2 separate regions of the Mus musculus genome follow, and region 1 is linked to region 2. The links are chromatin loops, found by intact Hi-C in ENCODE. Cell type or tissue: left cerebral cortex. All regions are shown on one strand. Links, peaks and the distances in the headings refer to the core of each region. The heading gives the core; the rest is flanking DNA.

Region 1 (9,848 bases), core at 2,866-7,865, 330 kb before region 2:
CACAAGCAAGCTTCCTGGAGACAGTCTACCATTTTGCATGGCTGTAATGGATGAACCCTGGAAAGGCACAGCCCCAGGTGCTTTGTTCCAGGATTGCTTCTTGCTGCTGGTGTGCCTTCTCATGTTTGTCATTCCTTTTCTGATATGGTGTGATTGACAAAGAAAGACCTTTCTGCCTATAGTCTGTTAGATTGGTTCACAGAATCAACATGAAGATGAACTTTCATGAAACAAAGATGTTTCAATGTATTAATGAATATATAGAATTCCTGATTTGATTCAAATAAATTTAGGAAGTTAGAATAATTGATAGAAAGTTTAAGAAGATGGTTTAAATTGTTGTGCCAGAAAGATATAATAAAGTCAGAATCAAGAATAGAATGTGCCCCTTTCTCATGGAATAGGAAGAAAAGGCTTCATGGAAAGGTGGACAACGAGCTTTCATGCACTACAATCATGTAGATTGCACCAGGAAATAGAATAGATTTAGAACAAATTAATGATCATGGGAAAAAATTTCATTCTAGGTCAGGTCCAAGGATGAGGTTATAGGTGTACACTATGATAAAGCAAGATCGTGTAAAACCACTGCTTTGAACTAATGAGCTTATAGAATGAAACACTACTTTGAAGTTATAATCAGCATCCTGCTGTAACTCCCTCCTGTGTAACATTTTTATCTATGAGGTAATTTTTCTTAAACAGAGAACTTTTCTCTAAAAAGCTATAGAAAGCTGAAAGCAAAATAAAGCTAACTGTACCTCCTTTCTGCATCATTGTGTGCGTGTGCGTGTGTGTGTGTGTGTGCGCGCGTGTGTGTGCACGCATGTGTGTGCGTGTGCGTGCGTGTGTGTGCGCGCGCGTGTGTGTGCACGCATGTGTGTGCGTGTGTGTGTGTGCGCGCGCGCGCGTGTGTGCACGCATGTGTGTGCGTGTGTGTGTGTGAGTGTGGGTGGGTGTGGGTGTGAGTGTGTGTGACTTTCTTTTCCTTTCTCTCTGGTTAAAGAAGAGTTAATAAGCTCAGGGGTGGGGGCTCTGAGTTAAAGAGTAAAGAGCCCTAAGAAGTTATACTTCTTTTTCTAATGCCCTGCTGTTATTAGCAGGAGTCAATTGCCAAAAACCATTACCTCTGGCCCTAGAATAGCAAGAGAGAGTTAATTGTCAGGAACCATCAGCATTTGCTGCCCTTGCCTGCTCCCCACCCCGCAAATGACTCTACATCCAATCGTAATTCGCCTGGATGTCAAAGCTGGTCTTTGACAATAAATTCACCTATTTGGTTAGGTTTTCAATACCAGGCATGAGTTTTCTCTTCTTAAGTGGGTCTTACATTCATACAATTAAAAAGCTATTGGTTACCACCAAAGTATGTGTGCCACTATTGCACTCTTAAGGTTATCTTGCTATGCAGGTCATTTGTGTGATTCATAGGAATCATAGCTGGGAAGGACTGTTAATTGTATCTCTATTTTGAAAGCTTGCATGACATCTTCTGGTTCCATGAACGCTAGTCCTCAGCAAGGTTTTCAAGCCACATTCAGCTCAGGGGCTTCTGGGAACTGTGTCTGAGATGTACTTTTTTTCCAGCAACAGGGATTTACCTTCTACCTGTAAGAGCAACCAAGGGCAATGGCAATACCCTTCATTGTTCTGGGAGTCTCTAGATCAACCCTAACCAAAAACCTCAAAACACAACTTCTCATGCTTGATATCTGGGGTTTTATTAGATGGTCTCTGGATCCTGGGGTAGCACTATAAGTCCAGATATGAAGTTTTCATTTATACTGTATATGTATATTTATAAACAGAATTTCAGGTATTATAAGTAGTTTTAGGTAATAAGTAGTATGAGTATTTATGGCTTTTTTACACATTCCCCACTGTCATTTTACCCTCCTTCTTCTGTGTTTATTTCCATCCCCATTTCCAAATTAGAGCCACCCCATTTTTCCCATTTTCCATTTCAGATCATTTGAACCCCACTATCTCCCTCTCTATTCAACCTTTCCCTCCCCTGCTCCCATATTCACAAGGGTCCCTTCTTACTTTCCTGGTTTCTTCAGTTACTCTAGGTAAGTATTCCTATTTAAAGACTCTGAGCTCCAAATGAGAGATGAGATGTGATATTTGTCTTTCAAGGTCTGGGTTACCTCATTCAATATGATCATTTCCAGTTCCATCCATTTACCTTCCTATTTTGTGATTTCATTTTTTTATAGCTAAATAGTAAATGCATGCCACATTTTTAGTATCCATTCATCAGTTGGAGAACATTTAGGCTGCTTCCATTTCCTAGCTATTATGAAAAAAAATGAATCTTACAGTCTTTTTAAGAGAGTCTCTTGCCTCTCTTTAAAAGACTAGGGTTCTAATTTCTAGAATTGACTAATTAATAATTTGTTGCCCTGTCCAAATATTCAAAAACACATTTTCTAGATAGCTAGCTGCATGTCCTACTTTGTATAGTATTAAGTTATTGTAGGGCTACTTACACTAAGAAGTAGCTGCCTATTCTCTGTTACCTTTATAATAATAATAATAATTAATAATAATAATAAAGCTTTGGTGTCCTTTCTGATGGTAGAACAAGACAGAGTGGCCCAATGTCTTAATCCCACTTAGATACAAGACTTGTGCCTACTTGAAACCTCTACTTTAGACAATTATAGAGAAGAGAAACAAATAAATTAATTATGTATTAAACAAAGAAAAATGGGAGTTCCCATACTATATTTATTAAAGATACGTGTTAGATGTTGAGACACATTCTGTCCTTCCCCTATTACATCCTAATCTGAATAGGATTTCATAATGTACTATAGACGCCAGATATGGTTATCTCACCAGCCCTGTATCCAACCCTGAAAGGATCTGGCTCCATTCTTATTTTGAAACTGTTTTACTCTATTTGACCTTTTTCAAATTCAATGCCAGGTGATCTTGGGAGCAGCAAGATCTGACATTGCAAAGACTAATGTCCTGTCATGTTCATTCTGTCTCAGGGCTTTTGTGTCACCGTCATCTCATCCTGTAAGAATGCCTCTGATCTTTTCCATTATTAAGACATCTTCAAAACATGCTAGCTGTAAAAGATTCAATTTCCATTAAAAGCCAAAGGCTTCTCTCCATCGCCTTTGGTAATTTGTACAGTTGGCACTAATTCAGCTCTCTCGATATTCAGCAGAGCCCTTTTGTCTTCTGATAGTTACAAGAAGTGGTGATTAATGCTTGAAAGATGTGTCACACTCTCCCCTTTCTTCAAGATCCTTAATGCAGATAGACTTTGCAGAGGGAGACTGGTAGAATGTGCTAATCGGCTCAAAGATGAATTTCACACATCTCTTCTAGAGTACAGGGCACTACTCAGCTGAGTGCTGAACTCAGTACTTGGAGTTCCTCATACTTGGAGGGCTGGACTCATCATTTGGTATCAGAGTTAATATATAGGTGCCACTCAGACTTTCCCACCTGCCAACAGACCTGTGGGAGGGAAGCTTTTATGTCCAGTGCTTACACCACATTGTTGCACTCACTTTTCTGCTTGTCTGCTTGTCCCAAAGACACCATAGCTTCCTCTAGGCAAAAGCAACACTACAGTGATTATTATAGAAAGGACAAACTATTCAGACCTAAAATAACGTAGTGAATGAATCACAACAGATTGATGGCATAACTCACATCCAAAAGCCAAGAGCCAGAATTACACGGTTTATTTTAAGACGGCAGAAGAGTAAAAAGCAGATTGAAAAGCATACGACATCTCTGCAGCTCGAGCTCTGCAAACAACGATGGCATTTGCAGAGTTCTGCGAGCCTTCTCAAATGTGGTTGCAGTTTTAATGTGTGTTGACATCTTTCTCTGTGTGCAGAATTAGCTGGGAGAACAACATTTTGTGCTTTTTCCTGCTTGCGACAGCATGAGCACATGGAAAGAGCCAGTAACTGAGCAGCCATTCCCCATGGAAGGACACTAAGACAGTTTTGCTTCAGTTTTTACACAGTAGTATTATGAATACATGGGATTGCCTGGGTCACGGATCATTCCAATGACACAGGGAAAAAAAGAAAGCACATTAGGTATTCCTCTTACATCATTCTCTGAAGCAGGGGCAAATGAAACAGATAAATGTAATCATTGGAAAATAATTTTACTGTTATCAAATTAGAGGCATGGTAAATAACTGAGATCAGAACTTCACAGAGGCTCTCAAGGAACTGGAGTTTCACACTATAATTTAGAAAACAATAGAGTGAAAAATTAAAGAGCACTAACATGAAATAAATTTAGGAAGACTGAAAAAGAAACAACATACAAGAACTGTACTGATTAGGAAATGGGCAATTTAAGTTCTTGAGAAGAGTAAATCTCCAGCAAGAATTAATTTGCTTCCTGCTGAGTCCTGCTGGTTTTTCTTCTCTCCTCAATCACTGTTTATTTCATAAAATCAGCATTCACCTATCTCTTTTGATTATTTAATTTTGGGGGGATTTTCTTCTCACAAAGCTGTTAGCACAGCTAAACTCAACTCCGCATGCAATGTGTAAACACATGATAATGGCCTGCAGAAGTGTTGGATTGTTTATTCCACTCTGCAGACCTCATTGTTTAGATGCTGTTTCCCCTCCAGAGAAATCTCTCAGTAGGATTCCTAAAGCGGCTTCTCACTGCCTGCATCTTTCACTGACATTTACCAAATGCCCAGGCTCTCATAGAAAAAAAAAAAAAATCACGAAAGCAATATTCAAACTGTGACAGATTCTTATTTCTAAACAAGAGATGGGTCATGAGCTGTAGCTGACAAAAACGGTGAAAAAAAAAATGTTTTTAAATGAGAATTTCCTCAAACTTCACTATCTCCATCTCTGTGGCTGTCTAAAATTCTGCATTCTCAGGTGGGGACCAGAGGGTTGGTAAAAGCATTCTCTGGTTGAGAGTTACTATTCATTAAAAAAGAAACAATGGGCGCCATCCCAATGGAATTCTCCTGGCAGAATATTCAAATAAAGCATGCTTCAAGTATGGCACAAACCTTTAGAAATAAACAGCTCCGCATCCTCTTAGATGAGTCATGCGGGTTTTCACTTTGTCACAAGGACAAGCATGATGCAGACGGCCTTTCCTTCTCTCTTTATTCAGCTTCTTTACTGTTTTTGATTAGTTACCTCAGCTGAGACTCCTTGCTCGATGCAAAGGCTCCTGGTGGCTTGTCTGAGCCTGGATGTGTCAAGACAGAATATTCCTTCTAAGTCCAAGGCTGAGTTTTCCCACCCTGGCATTTGTCCCCGGAGTTCTAGATGTTGATGGGCAGTTATTTAAAAAGATGATTGTTTTTCTGTGTGATTTAAAATAAAGTTTAGCTTTATTGTGCCCTTTGTAATGGTATTTGTCATCTTATATTTAATAGCAGGCTGTCAGGCTGCTTTATTTTAAACCAAGACAAAAGACTACCATAGGAAAAATACAATCACCAAATCAAATATTCATGCAGATCCTCAGATTGAACTTAATTTATGAGATAACCTCTAAGATTATTAGTGTATTGTGGCCATACTTATGTTTTTCACTCTCATGCTTTGTCACTGTAGAGACATGAAAATGCTATTCATTGTTGCTAGGAGATGGGTGGCTATGGCAACAGCATGGGGCAGAGCCAGATGGAGCGCCTCAAGCTAGTCAGGGTTAGCCTCATTTTTTGATCTCCAAATGACTCCTCTGCAGTCCTGTGAATGAAGAATCAGCCTCTTCAGCTTGTTTCAAAAGATAGGCCACATGGCTTCTCCTCGCGTGTCAGCTGTCCCCATTAACAAGTGTCTTTTGCGTGTTTAACGATGTACTGTGAGGTTGTTGGAAAGGGAAAAGACACTGGATAACAAGGGGATTATCACTGTTTAACTGTGTTCTCATACTGTTATTAATCTAGCACAGATCTGGTGCCATATGTGGCTTGTCATCATTCCATTTAACTCCTGGTGACTCTCGTGGAAGTGCCATTCCAAGAGCAGAGGGGACATATGTTCCTAATTTTGGTTTGCTCATTCCTCAAAGATTTATGGCTATTCTAAAGTCATGAATCATCATCTTTAAGGCACCCTTACATTTCATCAGAATAGACTATCTTCTCTGGATCTTCTTTATGCTGAGTTTTGTGGATTCTGCCTTTAAGCCTAGTACTTGAAAAGTTGTAGCAGAAGGATAACCCCAAGTTCAAGGCCAGCCTATGCAACAAAGTGAAACCTTTCTCTAGTCCTCCCTTCTCAAAAATATCTCATCACACGGCTATACACAGTATGACAAGTTTTTTTTCAAAACCTTGGGGTGTAGTGAACACACACATGTTCCTCTTATAAACAAATAAAAATGTTAACATGTTAAAGTCATTAGTGTTTGAGTAGGTCAGTGTTCTCCAGAGCAGCAGAACCTATAGCTGAATAGTAAAAAGAATGCCTTAAATCAGCTTAGAAGCAGAGAAGCCCACAGTGACTCAGTACTGAAGGCTGGTACACCTGCAATTGGAGTGAATCCCACACTCATGGTCTCACACCAGAAGCCCACAACCCAGCACTCAGTCCCAGAGGCTGGTGCCACAGCAATCCTAACCTGGAGCTGCAAACCTTAAACGTTCCCGGAGAATGGCTAGTCCTTGGTCAGTGATGAAGCCTGGAAATGCTGGTTCTGCGATCCCTGGAGACATCAGCCATGGCTGCAATGGGAAACCCACTTGGTGTCTGAAGGTATGGACAAAGGAGAACAATGTTCCCAGTGCCAGGCTCTCTGTTTATCTAGGCGGCTCCCAGAAGGAACCATTCACACTGGAGTAGGTTTTTTCTCACCCACTGAGAAAATCAGGGCAATCCTTCAGGTGAAACTCCCTACTCACATGATTGTAATTCCTGACAAATTAACATTAAGACCAACCATCACCGGGGTTCATAGGGATGAATCTGGTTTTCTAAAAATATCCATTACTCATACTTTTTTAGTATATCATTGTCTCCCAAAACACTATATCCCCACACTCCTTACCATAGCAGATACCATTGAACCTGAATGTGCCAACTTGTAGTTCACTAGCCAATCAAACTGAATATGCTCTGCAAGACTTTCCTCTGGTAAGATCAGAGAGATTTCTAATTTCTTGTCCCTTTCAACTCTTCTACACCATTCCCTCACACAAAATATCGCTTCTAATTTATCTCTTTTTTGTTTCCTATATGCTTACTGGTTCAAATATTTATCAGGTACTTCCTATGTACCTGGTCCTCATGCCAGTTTCCATTAGCTAAAGAAGAGCATAATGAGAGTGAAAGACCATCTAACAGGGATAATATATCCATAAAAATTAACAATGAATGTCATTTCTTAGGTGTTTCCTATATGCAGGACATGTGTGAACACTATATTTAATGTTCATAATGTCATCATTATCATTTACAGCTAAGACTTGCTCAGACTCAAGACTAAGTGACTTGCCCAGTCAGGGAGGCAGAAAGCAATGAAACATACTACAGCGTAGCTCCATCTCCCTTCAAAAATGATAATTCCTTTATTGATTTGACATAATGGGATATTCTCAGTAATAAAATGTGTGTTATTCCAGGCTGGATGCCAGATAAGGAAGTGATGAATCCGTAAGAGCGGGCCAATGAGGTCATAGGCACTAGAACAGCTAAGCTGGTAAATAAGGATGTGACGAGTGACATGGAAGGAAGGGGACATTTTAGAAATAGGCATAACCTAGAACATCATTATTTTAAGCTTCCTTTAATTACTTTCAGTCCTTTCAGCCTCCCCATATATGAACCTATAGAGTGTGCCATAGACATCCCATTCTCCTGGTGGAACTGACTTTGAAGCAAGCACTATCTTGGACTCTGCACTACACAAATGTTGGATCAGTTTCCTTGACCATAAAAATATTTGAGAATAAAAATCAAACCTTTCAGCTATGTGTTTACTTTTTTTGTTTGGTTGGTTTTAGTTAGTTTGTTTGTTTTGGAAGACAGGATTTCTCTGTCTTCCTTTGGCTGTCCTGGAACTCTTTCCATAGACCAGGCTGGCCTTAAACTCACAGAGCCTGCCTGCCTCTGCCTCCTAATTCCTGCAATTAAAGCCATGTAGCATCACTAACCAGTTTAGTTTTCATTTTTTCAAGCACCAAGAGTTGTTTTCAGAACACAGCAGATGATATGCACAACCATATATTGGTCAAGTAACTTTTCAGAACGCTAACACGGCTTTATAGATTAGAAATTCTTTCATTCACTTGGCTCCTTGGATCTTCACGTTGATTATATCTAATAATAATCTAGTAAAGTTTGCCAGCTTACTGTTGTTAATTCTCACTTTATACTAGTCTGTTTTCTAAAAAAAAAGAAAACTGTAATAGGTATAATATTTAATTGGAAAATAATAAAAGCTCACTTTCTGTTATGCAAATGTTGAATAATGAAATCCATCTCCAGCTTAGTAGATATATGAAAACCCACATGTATACTAATACTACAAAGCTTGTATTGTAACTTTCTGTCTTTATGCAGTTTCATCACACAAGAACTGCAAGATAATTTACTATTGAACCATTTGCTAGTTCAACTAATAGCAAAACTTATAAATAAATAAAAAGGTAAAATTGTAATTAACTTCTATGGTGGCTACTGTTGTCCATGGGACATTCCTAGAAAAAACAAATTAGCAAGACTGTACATAGCAAGTGGGTACCTCCCTGACACCTGCTGCTTTCCTCAGTTGCAAGCCCTTGAGAAAGTTACTAACGGGATTCTGAAGGCATAAATGGTCCTGGACCTTAATCAAAGGCTGCAAGATAGACAACAAACTCAGATTTCCCCAACAGAAGTCCAAATACATTGTCAGAGCCCAGAGGGGTACCCATCATATAGTAAACTGCCTCCTCTCTCAGATGAAAGTTTGGTTTTCTTAAATGGAGAAACTTTTCATCCAATGGTCACAGGATCCATCACCACGAATAGATACTGTGAGTAAACTCAGATCCCTACTTGAAGCCAGTGATGAGTTGTCTCACTGGACACCACACTTGAATGTCCACTGTCATTTTTAGCTCATGAACCTGTAGAAAAATATCACAGAGCATTTCTTGCTAGAATCTGCAGACTTTGAGGATCTTCCATTTACTGAGTTCTTCCATAGTAGACCAGATAAATTCATCAATATTGATCACTGGAAGAAAGTTCAGAGAAAGTATAAGAGAAACACTCCTTTGTGAATTTTTTTAAAACATTGAGACTATCAGTGTCATCATGTGCCTGGCTTTAACACTGTCTCTATCTGGCCCACTGACCTGTTCCCAGTATCACCTACATGCAGTTCTCCCGTCTTGGTGTATCACTACAAAAAGAACTTTATTGTCTTTGTTGTTGTCTTGATTGTCTCCTCTGCAGAATCTTGTCACACTACTTGGTGCATAACATATGCTTCCCAAACATATACTTTATAGTAAATTAATGAACAAAATAGAGCCATCCCCTCCATACATCAGCACTGATAAAATGCAGTTCAGGGTAGAGCTGAGCATGCTGTCTCCAAGGGGCCCCTGGAGAGTCAGGCTATATATCCAGATCTTAGTCCCAGAAGAGCATCCAAGCATAGACTGTTTCTTCCTAATAAATTTCCTCCCCTCCCTCTCCTCTCCCTTCCCCTCTTTCCTTCCCCTCCTCTCCCCTCTCTTCTCTCCCCTCCTCTCCTCTTCCCTTTTCTCCTCTCTTCCCTTTTCTCCTCTCTTCCCTTTGGTCTTCATTTCCCTTTGCTCTTCTCTTCTCTTTCCTTCGCTTGTCTCTTCCATTTTCCTCTCCTCTCTGTTCTACACTCTTCTC
Region 2 (9,848 bases), core at 2,407-7,406:
TAGCTAAGGGTTTATCTATCTTGTTGATTTTCTCAAAGAACCAACTCCTCGTTTGGTTAATTCTTTGAATAGTTCTTCTTGTTTCCCCTTGGTTGATTTCACCCCTGAGTTTGATTATTTCCTGCCGTCTACTCCTCTTGGGTGAATTTGCTTCCTTTTTTTCTAGAGCTTTTAGATGTGTTGTCAAGCTGCTAGTATGTGCTCTCTCCCGTTTCTTTATGGAGGCACTCAGAGCTATGAGTTTCCCTCTTAGAAATGCTTTCATTGTGTCCCAAAGGTTTGGGTACGTTGTGGCTTCATTTTCATTAAACTCTAAAAAGTCTTTAATTTCTTTCTTTATTCCTTCCTTGACCAAGGTATCATTGAGAAGAGTGTTGTTCAGTTTCCACGTGAGTGTTGGCTTTCTGTTATTTTTTTTGTTATTGAAGATCAGCCTTAGTGCATGGTGATCTGATAGGATACATGGGACAATTTCAATATTTTTGAATCTGTTGAGGCCTGTTTTGTGACCTATTATGTGGTCAATTTTGGAGAAGGTACCATGAGGTGCTGAGAAGAAGATATATCCTTTTGTTTTAGGATAAAATGTTCTGTAGATATCTGTCAGATCCATTTGTTTCATCACTTCTGTTAGTTTCAGTGTGTCCCTGTTTAGTTTCTGTTTCCATGATCTGTCCATTGGTGAAAGTGGTGTGTTGAAGTCTCCCACTATTATTGTGTGAGGTGCAATGTGTGCTTTGAGCTTTACTAAAGTTTCTTTAATGAATGTGGCTGCCCTTGTATTTGGCGCATAGATATTCAGAATTGAGAGTTCCTCTTGGAGGATTTTACCTTTGATGAGAACAAAGTGCCCCTCCTTGTCTTTTTTGATGACTTTGGGTTGGAAGTCAATCTTATCAGATATTAGGATGGCTACTCCAGCTTGTTTCTTCATACCATTTGCTTGGAAAATTGTTTTCCAGCCTTTTATTCTGAGGTAGTGTCTATCTTTTTCTCTGAGATGTGTCTCCTGTAAACAGCAAAATGTTGGGTCTTGTTTGTGTAGCCAGTTTGTTAGTCTATGTCTTTTTATTGGGGAGTTGAGACCATTGATGTTAAGAGATATTAAGGAAAAGTAATTGTTGCTTCCTGTTATTTTTGTTGTTAAAGTTGGCATTCTGTTCTTGTGGCTGTCTTCTTTTAGGTTTGTTGAGGGATTACCTTCTTGTTTTTTCTAGGGCATTGTTCCCGTTCTTGTATTGGTTTTTTTCTGTTATTACCCTTTGAAGGGCTGGATTCGTGGAGAGATAATGTGAGAATTTGGTTTTGTCGTGGAATACTTTGGTTTCTCCATCTATGGTAATTGAGAGTTTGGCTGGGTATAGTAGCCTGGGCTGGAATTTGTGTTCTTTTAGTGTCTGTATAACATCTGTCCAGGCTCTTCTGGCTTTCATAGTCTCTGGTGAAAAATCTGGTGTAATTCTGATAGGCTTGCCTTTGTATGTTACTTGACCTTTTTCCCTTACCGCTTTTAGTATTCTATCTTTATTTAGTGCATTTGTTGTTCTGATTATTATGTGTCGGGAGGAATTTCTTTTCTGGTCCAGTCTATTTGGAGTTCTGTAGGCTTCTTGTATGTTCATAGGTATCTCTTTCTTTATATTTGGGAAGTTTTCTTCAATAATTTTGTTGAAGATGTTTGCTGGTCCTTTGAGTTGAAAATCTTCATTCTCATCCACTCCTATTATCCGTAGGTTTGGTCTTCTCATTGTGTCCTGGATTTCCTGGATATTTTGAGTTAGGATCTTTTTGAATTTTCCATTTTCTTTGATTGTTGTGCCGATGTTCTCTATGGAATCTTCTGCACCTGAGATTCTCTCTTCCATCTCTTGTATTCTGTTGCTGATGCTCAAATCTATGGTTCCAGATTTCTTTCCTAGGGTTTCTATCTCCAGTGTTGCCTCACTTTGAGTTTTCTTTATTGTTTCTACTTCCCTTTTTAGGTCTAGTATGGTTTTGTTCATTTCCATCACCTGTTTGTATGTTTTTTCCTCTTTTTCTGTAAGGACTTCTACCTGTTTGATTGTGTTTTCCTGTTTTTCTTTAAGGACTTGTAACTCTTTAGCAGTGTTCTCCTGTATTTCTTTAAGTGATTTATTAAAGTCCTTCTTGATGTCCTCTACCATCATCATGAGATATGCTTTTAAATCTAGGTCTAGGTTTTCGGGTGTGTTGGGGTGCCCTGGACTGGGCGAAGTGGGAGTACTGGGTTCTGGTGATGGTGAGTGGTCTTGGTTCCTGTTAGTAGGATTCCTACGTTTACCTTTCGCCATCTGGTAATCTCTGGAGTTAGTAGTTATAGTTGACTCTGTTTAGAGATTGTTCTTCTGGTGATTCTGTTACCGTCTCTCAGCAGACCTGGGAGACAGATTCTCTCCTCTGAGTTTCAGTGCTCAGAGCACTCTCTGCTGGCAAGCTCTCTTACAGGGAAGGTGCGCAGATATCTTGTTTTTGGACCTCCTCCTGGTCGAAGAAGAAGGCCCAAAACAGGGCCTCTCTCAGAAGCTGTGTTGCTTTGGCAGTTCCCAGAAGCTGTCAGCTTCTGTGGTGCAGACTCTCACCTGTGCAGACTAAAATCCTAAGTTCTAGGGAGTCCTGGAACCAAGATGGTGACCGCTGCTCCTGAGTCTGAGGCCGTCTCCCGAGCCAGGCGGACACCTGTCCTCTGGTCCGGATGGTGGCCGGTTATCTGCGGCCCGCCCAGGCTGCTGCCTCAGCGGCTCTGTGCTTCCGCCCGTCCCAGAAGCTGTCCGGTTCTCTGGTGCACCCTCTAACCTGTTCAGACTAATTTCCTAGGTCCCGCGGAGTCCCGGAACCCAGATGGCGACCGCTGCTGCTGAGGCTGAGGTCGCCTCCCAAGCCAGGCGGACACCTGTCCTCTGGTCCGGATGGTGGCCGGTTGTCTGCGGCCCGCCCAGGCTGCTGCCTCAGCGGCTCTGTGCTTCTGCCCGTTCCAGAAGCTGTCCGGTTCTCTCCTTTGTATCCCCTTGCACAAATGTCTTAAAAATACATTCTTCAGTGGCTTGCATCATAGCTAAACCATTAATGACTCTTTATCTTCTCCAGGCCATGAAGAAGGTTTATAAATGTTAGCAGTGATGCTGGAGACATAATTGAACATAACTAATCAGAATCTAAAATCAGGGTTTCCTAGTAGCCAAGCTGTAGAGTAAGTTAAGAACAGGAAGACCTGGAGTTGCCAGGGATCTACATGGGTTATTTTCTGTTCTGAGCAGACATCATGGGTTTGACCACATAAATGATGATAACTAAAGCATTGTATGAGCTTTCATTAGATATTGTATCTAACCACTGTTTTTATATGGTTTGCTTTCATAAAATCAAAGTGTGTTCTTTAATATAGTCATAGAAAACATTCAGTGCTGACTCAACTAATGATTCTCAACATTATTTTTCTTTTATGATCTTTGTTTCTCACTGTTTTAAAAGGGATTATTATATCAAAAACAATTCTTCTGGAGGTTCTTCACTTCTTGCTTGAGATGAGCAATTGGAACTAATTGGAACTACTTATGTTACTGCTAGGGAAACTATAAGACCGACGTCCCAGTTGCCCCCCCCCCACACACACACACACATAGATATATATGTGTGTGTGTGTGTCTGATAGTGATTGTTTCACATATATTACTGAAAAATATTTGATGTCCTGTAGCTTATGAATTAATAGATTTTTAGCAAATTTAAATCATTTGGTTGTGGTGTTAGCTTTCTCTAGTGCATCTGTGGCTATCTTATTGATAGATTCCTAAATTCTTAATTTCCTTATCAGTTCATTTAATCTGTGAAAGCCAATGTTTAAAATATGTCATGTACTCACAAGTGAATTATTTTGTTTTATTTCTATGAATCTGCCAATGGTCACAGTGTGGGAAATGGCAGGAAGAAGATGGTATACAAATGAAATGTAAAAATATGCTTCCAGTGTTGGACCCCCTCTCCCCTTCTCTCTGTCCCTTCCTCTGTCCCTCACATCCCTCCGTCCCTCCTATACATGAAAGTGTGAGAACAACCTTGCTTCTCACTCACTGTCACAATCAAGACTCGATATTTCTAAGGCACCAGGTTTTGTAAATGTTATGGTTTTATAAACACTGTGTGTCTTTATTTCTCTCCCCCCCCCCACAGGTGATTTCTATTCACTACTTTCCAAGCTGCTAGGAGAAAGGGAAGATGTTGTTCATGTGCACAAATATAATCCTACAGAAAAGACAGAATCTGGGTCAGACCTGGTAGCTGAGATTGCAAACGTAGTCCAGAAAAAGGACCTTGGTCGGTCTGACGCCAGAGAGGGAGCGGAGCATGAGGAAGGGGGTAATGCTATCCTGGTCAGAGACAGGATCCACAAATTCCACAGGCTAGAGTCAACCTTGAGGCCAGCTGAGAGCAGAGCTCTATCCTTCCAGCAGCCTGGTGAAGGTCCTTGGGAACCAGAACTCGCAGGAGGTGCGTTCAGGGTTTCTTTTATGCAATAAAGTGTGAACCACTGCGATCCACATTAGCAAAATCTGAAGGGAATAAAAATTAATAGGTATCAAAACTAACCAATAGAAAAAACTTATTGGAACAAGTATGACTTAGATTTGCGTTGTCCCATACCACGTTTTGTTTTGAAAAGATTTTTTCTTTTATTTTTGTGTTGGTCCAGTACTATATAAAGTCAACATTTATTTAGTGAGTCAATTCAAAGTAGGACCACACTTGAGTCATTTCGGAAAGAATGATATGTGAAATTCAGAGTAATAAATCAACATTTTCCTTTGGCTCAATGGGAAGAAATTGAAATTTCCAAAGGTCACCTATAAATACCATTGTAGATAGTGCATACACTATCTTCTCCAGTAATTAATGTCCTTCCAGAGGAATCAAATACTCTCAACATTTATACCCAACTGACTTATAAAATAAAACCATTTTTGTGACTGATTCCTTAAGTTCCTTTATCAGACGTTGTCTTAATTGAAACTTGAGTATACATTTCTGAAAGGAATCTCCAGTAAGTCAATAATTATCAGATTTATCTTTATTTCTAGCCAGAATTGGCTTCCATAATTAGAGAACAATACCTTATTCCCTTCAGGTTTCTGTACCAGCATGCGATAGCTGCCTCATCTTTGTCTTTAACGGTGCTGTGGCCTCTGTGATATTGACTGTCTTTTGTGTGACTTGCTAATGTGGAGAGCCGAATAAGACAGCATGTGGAGAGCGTCTCTAAAACAGTAACAGATATATGCGTGCATGGCAGATGTCCACGCGTGGGCTTGGACGGCACGGGCTGCCAGCTTGATGTTTTCAAATTCAGCTTTGCAGGAAGCCATGAATTATTCAACACCCAGCTGATTTTTATTTATAATTGAAAAAAAGAATTAGCATGCAGCGCCTTTGCTCACATGGAAGTTTCAAGTATTTTCCATGGGGACTGGCCTAATGGTCTGAATGAGATGTTAAGTGGAGCCTTCACTTTTAACTCCTCATATTTTAACAGGCTCAAACTGGTTCCAATTTTGTCCAATAAAACTGTTTCTCAAGAGGTGATCCTGGGACTCTTCTTGCTTGCAAATTACCTAAAGTGTTGAAGGAAAACCTAACTTCTGCTTCCTGTCAAAGAACAAGTGAACTGGTATCTGGGGTTACAGTGACAGTTGTGCAGTTTCGTGTGTCTCTACCCATCTCGTAACACACGACAGTTCTGTGTGATCCTCTGTGTTAAGAATACAGATATGAAAAAGGCCAAAGGTCTCCTGCCAAGTGCAAGTCTGTTCACACACAACACAGTAGAACTGTAGCACTCGATAGTCTATCACTTAGCTTTTCATTCCTGATTTTGAGAAACCCTGGACACTTTTTATCATCATGTGTGGCAACGGACAAAACATCATTCAGGTGCTGGAAAAATGTTTTAGTGGTTAAAAGCAAATATTACCCTTGCAAAGGACCTGGGCTGGATTCTAAGCACACACATTACCTGTAACTCCAGGGCCAGGTGATCCTATCCCCTCTTCTGGTCTCTGCAGGTACCAGGCACACATCCAGTGTCTATAAATACACACAGGCCATCATGTATACATATTTTAAAAGAACAGTGTGTATTTCTGAAGTCTTACTTTTTCTAAGAATGACATCCTCAAAGGTAGAAAGTACCTTTTTTCCCCCTGCATCATTTGCTATTCCCAGAACTAGTCATGAGACAGAGCTCAGAAGAAATTTCCTCTGAAGATCTCACGGGGGAAGTCTTTCTTCCTCTCATAAATGTGGGTAAATGTCACTACATTTAACGAGTCGTTGACTGTTAGGCAGCACAGATCCCAACTGGTGAAAGAGCTCTATGTGCCTTTTCTTTCTGAATTGACGTGGTTTTATGTTATTTCACCATTCTAACTCCAAAATTGTTAAAACCGAGGACAAAATAGTAAAATTCAGACGTGTTGAGGCTAGTTGTAAACACCCTTTTCCTAGTCCTCTCCCACTTGCTATTATAGGATGCACCAGGCAATAACAAAGTTTGTTCAGGTGGCATTTCATTGTATCAGGCACAGGAAGCTGGAATCTGCAGCAGGCTTCCGTATTCCAAAAAGAGAGTAGGAAGTTTGCATATATAGCAACCTTATAACATTAGTATTATTCTAACTTATGCGCCCGTCTCTGAGATGGGCAAGTGGGATAAACAGGATAGATTAAGTGCTATTGTTTCTCTCCTGCCCTTTCTTTACTCCACGCAAAGCTGAGAGTGGCCCTAATGGTCCTAGAGGAATTAGCTGTCTTCTTTATGTGTCTAATTTGCTAGATGGGACTTTATTAGCTGCAAAGAAGAGAGTTACTTTTTATATGGCACTGGTGAAGCAAAGATGCAAGGCTATTTGGTCACTTAACATTATAGCACGGAGTCTTTTCAGATATCTTTAAGGCATGTTAATTGTCAGAAGAAACTGAAGCCAAGAGAAGTTAACCTATTGAATGAGGTACTGCAGTCTAGATTTAAAAACTCGACTGTTATGATGTCCAACATGCACTGTCTAGTGCCTTAATTTCAATCAATTCCAGATTGGTTAAAGTTGCTTGCCTTGTTCATTGGAATTGTGGCCCCTCGCTGCTCAGAGACTGAAGGTGTCTTGTCTCCTCACAACCCTTGTCCTATGTCTCTAGTTTTTGCCTTCTGTACAACCTGTAACCGTGAGGTGGACAGCAACAGAAATCTATGTCTCCCATGCTTTCTATTCTGTTCTCCATATGTTGGAACTGTGATGTGGGGACAGATCCCACCCAGCTGACTTGATGGTTCAAAGGAGCATGAGTAGCAGACCAGCTCAACACTTTGTTATATGGTGTTAGGATGTCCTCTGGTTGGCCCGGGGATTTAAGAGTTTCTAAACAATACCATTTATGGATGTTTAACTTTGCCAGGATTGAACTTGGTTCTGCATCCTGGTGTCTGCCTTCATGCTGGATTTTCTACTTCGTTGGGGGTCGGATGTCAGTGATCCTAGCCTTCTTCAGAACAGGATTTCTGTGCTGTGTGATCTCTGTGTCAGGAACACACACTCACTATAACTTACCCCGTCCCAAAAACCTGCATTTGCCCCAAGTAAGATTCTTTTTTAAAATTTATTTTTTTACTTTATTTTATTTATATAAGTACACCGTAGCTGTCTTCAGACAGACCAGAAGAGGGCATGGGATCCCATTACAAATGGTTGTGAGCCACCATATGGTTGCTGGGAATTGAACTCAGGACCTCTGGAAGAGCAATCACTACTCTTAACCACTGAGCCATCTTTCCAGCCCCCCAAGTAAGATTTGAAAGCTCCCTAACAAGGGCTGTATGATGGATCAGACTCAGCTATTGAAGTTGCCTGCCTGCCTTTAAAAGCTCCAGCCATTCCATTAATGCCTTGGCATTTTTTTTTCTTTTAATTCTCTAAGCTTTAGTGTTCTCATCTGTAGAGTGAGGATTACAATCCTTGTAGGGCTGACATGAGAGTCAGATGAGATTACACATGGGAAAAGTTGCACATCAAAAATGAGGAAAGTGTCAAATCATCAATATATTAGATTTAAAACCCCCGAAATTAAGTGAGCAAAGAATGAATATTGGTTTTATCATAACTTCTGAATATCCTTTTTCTTAGTGAGAATCATTGAACATTTTTATTTCTTGAGAATTTCATACATGAGTACAATGCATTGTGATCATATCTGAAACCCCTGCAACTTTTCACGTGCCCCCCATTCTTCCCAAATTCATGCCCTCCTCCTCTTCTATAGTGTGTGTGTTGTGTGTGTGTGTGTGTGTGTGTGTGTTTCTGGGTGACCTAGTAATTTAAATTATTGTTGCCCAAATGCGCATGGCTGGCCAATGGAGCAGAAGCAACTATCCCAGGACCCTTGTCCCTGGAGTAAACTGACTCAGCTTCCCTCAGGAGCTGTCAAGGGCCTTTAGCTCCTCAACTAGAAATGGGACCTCCCAAGCCCTCCCCTGATCATTCTGGAATATTGATTGCTACGGCTTGTGTGGCTGTAATGTAAACATCCATAGCTTTTATGAGGTCACAGGTTCAAAGGGCCAATCGTGTCTAGAAAATGTGATTTTTGTAACAGTCCCCTGGGTATTTTTTTAAGGAAGTTTATAAAATAGTAGGTTTCCCTAGTGGCCTTCTCAAACGGTCTTAGCATTACTTCTGCTCCTCCGTGCTCCCTCTGCTTTACCCCCTACACCCTTCTCTACGTAAGTCGCCCCCACACCCACCTCTACCATTTTTCCCTTTCTCCCTTAATAGCATGTTCGTTCCCCTCTCTGCAGTTCATTCTCTCCCCCCTTCCACCATTGTTCCTTTTTAATTTCCACATTTCCATATTAGTCTGAGGTATGCATTCCAGCCTGAAGATTCAGGGCTAAGGATCGGTAACTAGGAGAAAGCATACATTTGTCTTTGTTGGTCTAGGTTGCCTCATGTGGCCTATTTTCTTGGACTTTTAGATAGGAGCAGCGTTTTACACATTAGTGAATTATGAGTGTTTGGTAGTATCTTATGGTGAATTTGTGGATCTTCAAATCTTTGACCAATTTTGTTGATCTACATTGGTGTTTTATGAGCTACACGAATCACAGGATGAGCATATTGGGCTCAGTGACAGAGACAAGTTTTACACATTGGGACTTAATGTTGCTTGGTTTCTGTTATTCATTGTTTAATATCTGTACTAAGATAGAGGAGAAATACAATCTTAAGCTGCTTCTGGAAAGTTGGCTTGTTAAGCAACCAATGAAAATTTGCAGTTTGTTCTACCCAGCTTTAACTGGCAGATTTTATCACACTAGTATATGTTAGCATATGAAAAACTGGTCCAGCCATCAAAACCCTATGTATATTACAAAATAATGATGCATTTGATTGACATTTTTTATTCAATAGAAGAATCCAGAAGTCTTTATTCTTATGATTCATTGATTTTTTTATTGTTGTTGTTGATTGATAAAATCAACTTTCACTTAATCTTTGAGAGCATCCTTAATACAGATTCGTTCATATGCTTGTCTATGGTAAAGTTTTATAGAATTCCTAGGTTAAAACAAAGCATTTGGCTGGCCGAGTTTTCACCTTTGGAGTCGAGGAGATGATAACCACAGACAACAATTTAGTGCTTACTTTGAACAAGGCTCGGCATCATGGATGTGTTAATTCATTTGGTCCTCAAAACCACTAAGTTATAGTCACATCTTTGAGAGGCACAAACTAGGGCATGTGAAGGTTAAGTTATATCCTCAGGGCACCAACACTCTGAACCCAAGA

The links. A loop is a pair of places that touch in the nucleus more often than their neighbours do. Peaks named below come from ENCODE experiments on the same cell type or tissue, not always from the same donor. Only the 100,000 strongest peaks of a DNase experiment are listed, where the experiment ranks them.
Region 1: it touches region 2 in a loop (4-fold over the local background); 2 of 42 quality-filtered maps call a loop at or near these places.

Annotation. Positions count from the first base shown.
Region 1 is chr1:98,186,191-98,196,038 of GRCm38, reverse strand. Gm29461 (predicted gene 29461) reads right to left here. Exons shown (of 4, transcript NR_151613.1): 4 at 5,341-9,195. Among named protein-coding and RNA genes, the nearest start is that of Gm29461, 17 kb to the right of the region's middle. In left cerebral cortex, for the core only: no CTCF peak of the experiment used is centred there; DNase peaks (open chromatin) are centred at 3,763, 4,609, 5,083 and 5,660; H3K27ac peaks cover 3,423 bases.
Region 2 is chr1:97,858,861-97,868,708 of GRCm38, reverse strand. Pam (peptidylglycine alpha-amidating monooxygenase) reads left to right here. Exons shown (of 26, transcript NM_001357127.1): 15 at 4,189-4,506. Among named protein-coding and RNA genes, the nearest start is that of Gm31771, 47 kb to the left of the region's middle. In left cerebral cortex, for the core only: no CTCF peak of the experiment used is centred there; DNase peaks (open chromatin) are centred at 4,370 and 5,321; H3K27ac peaks cover 1,591 bases.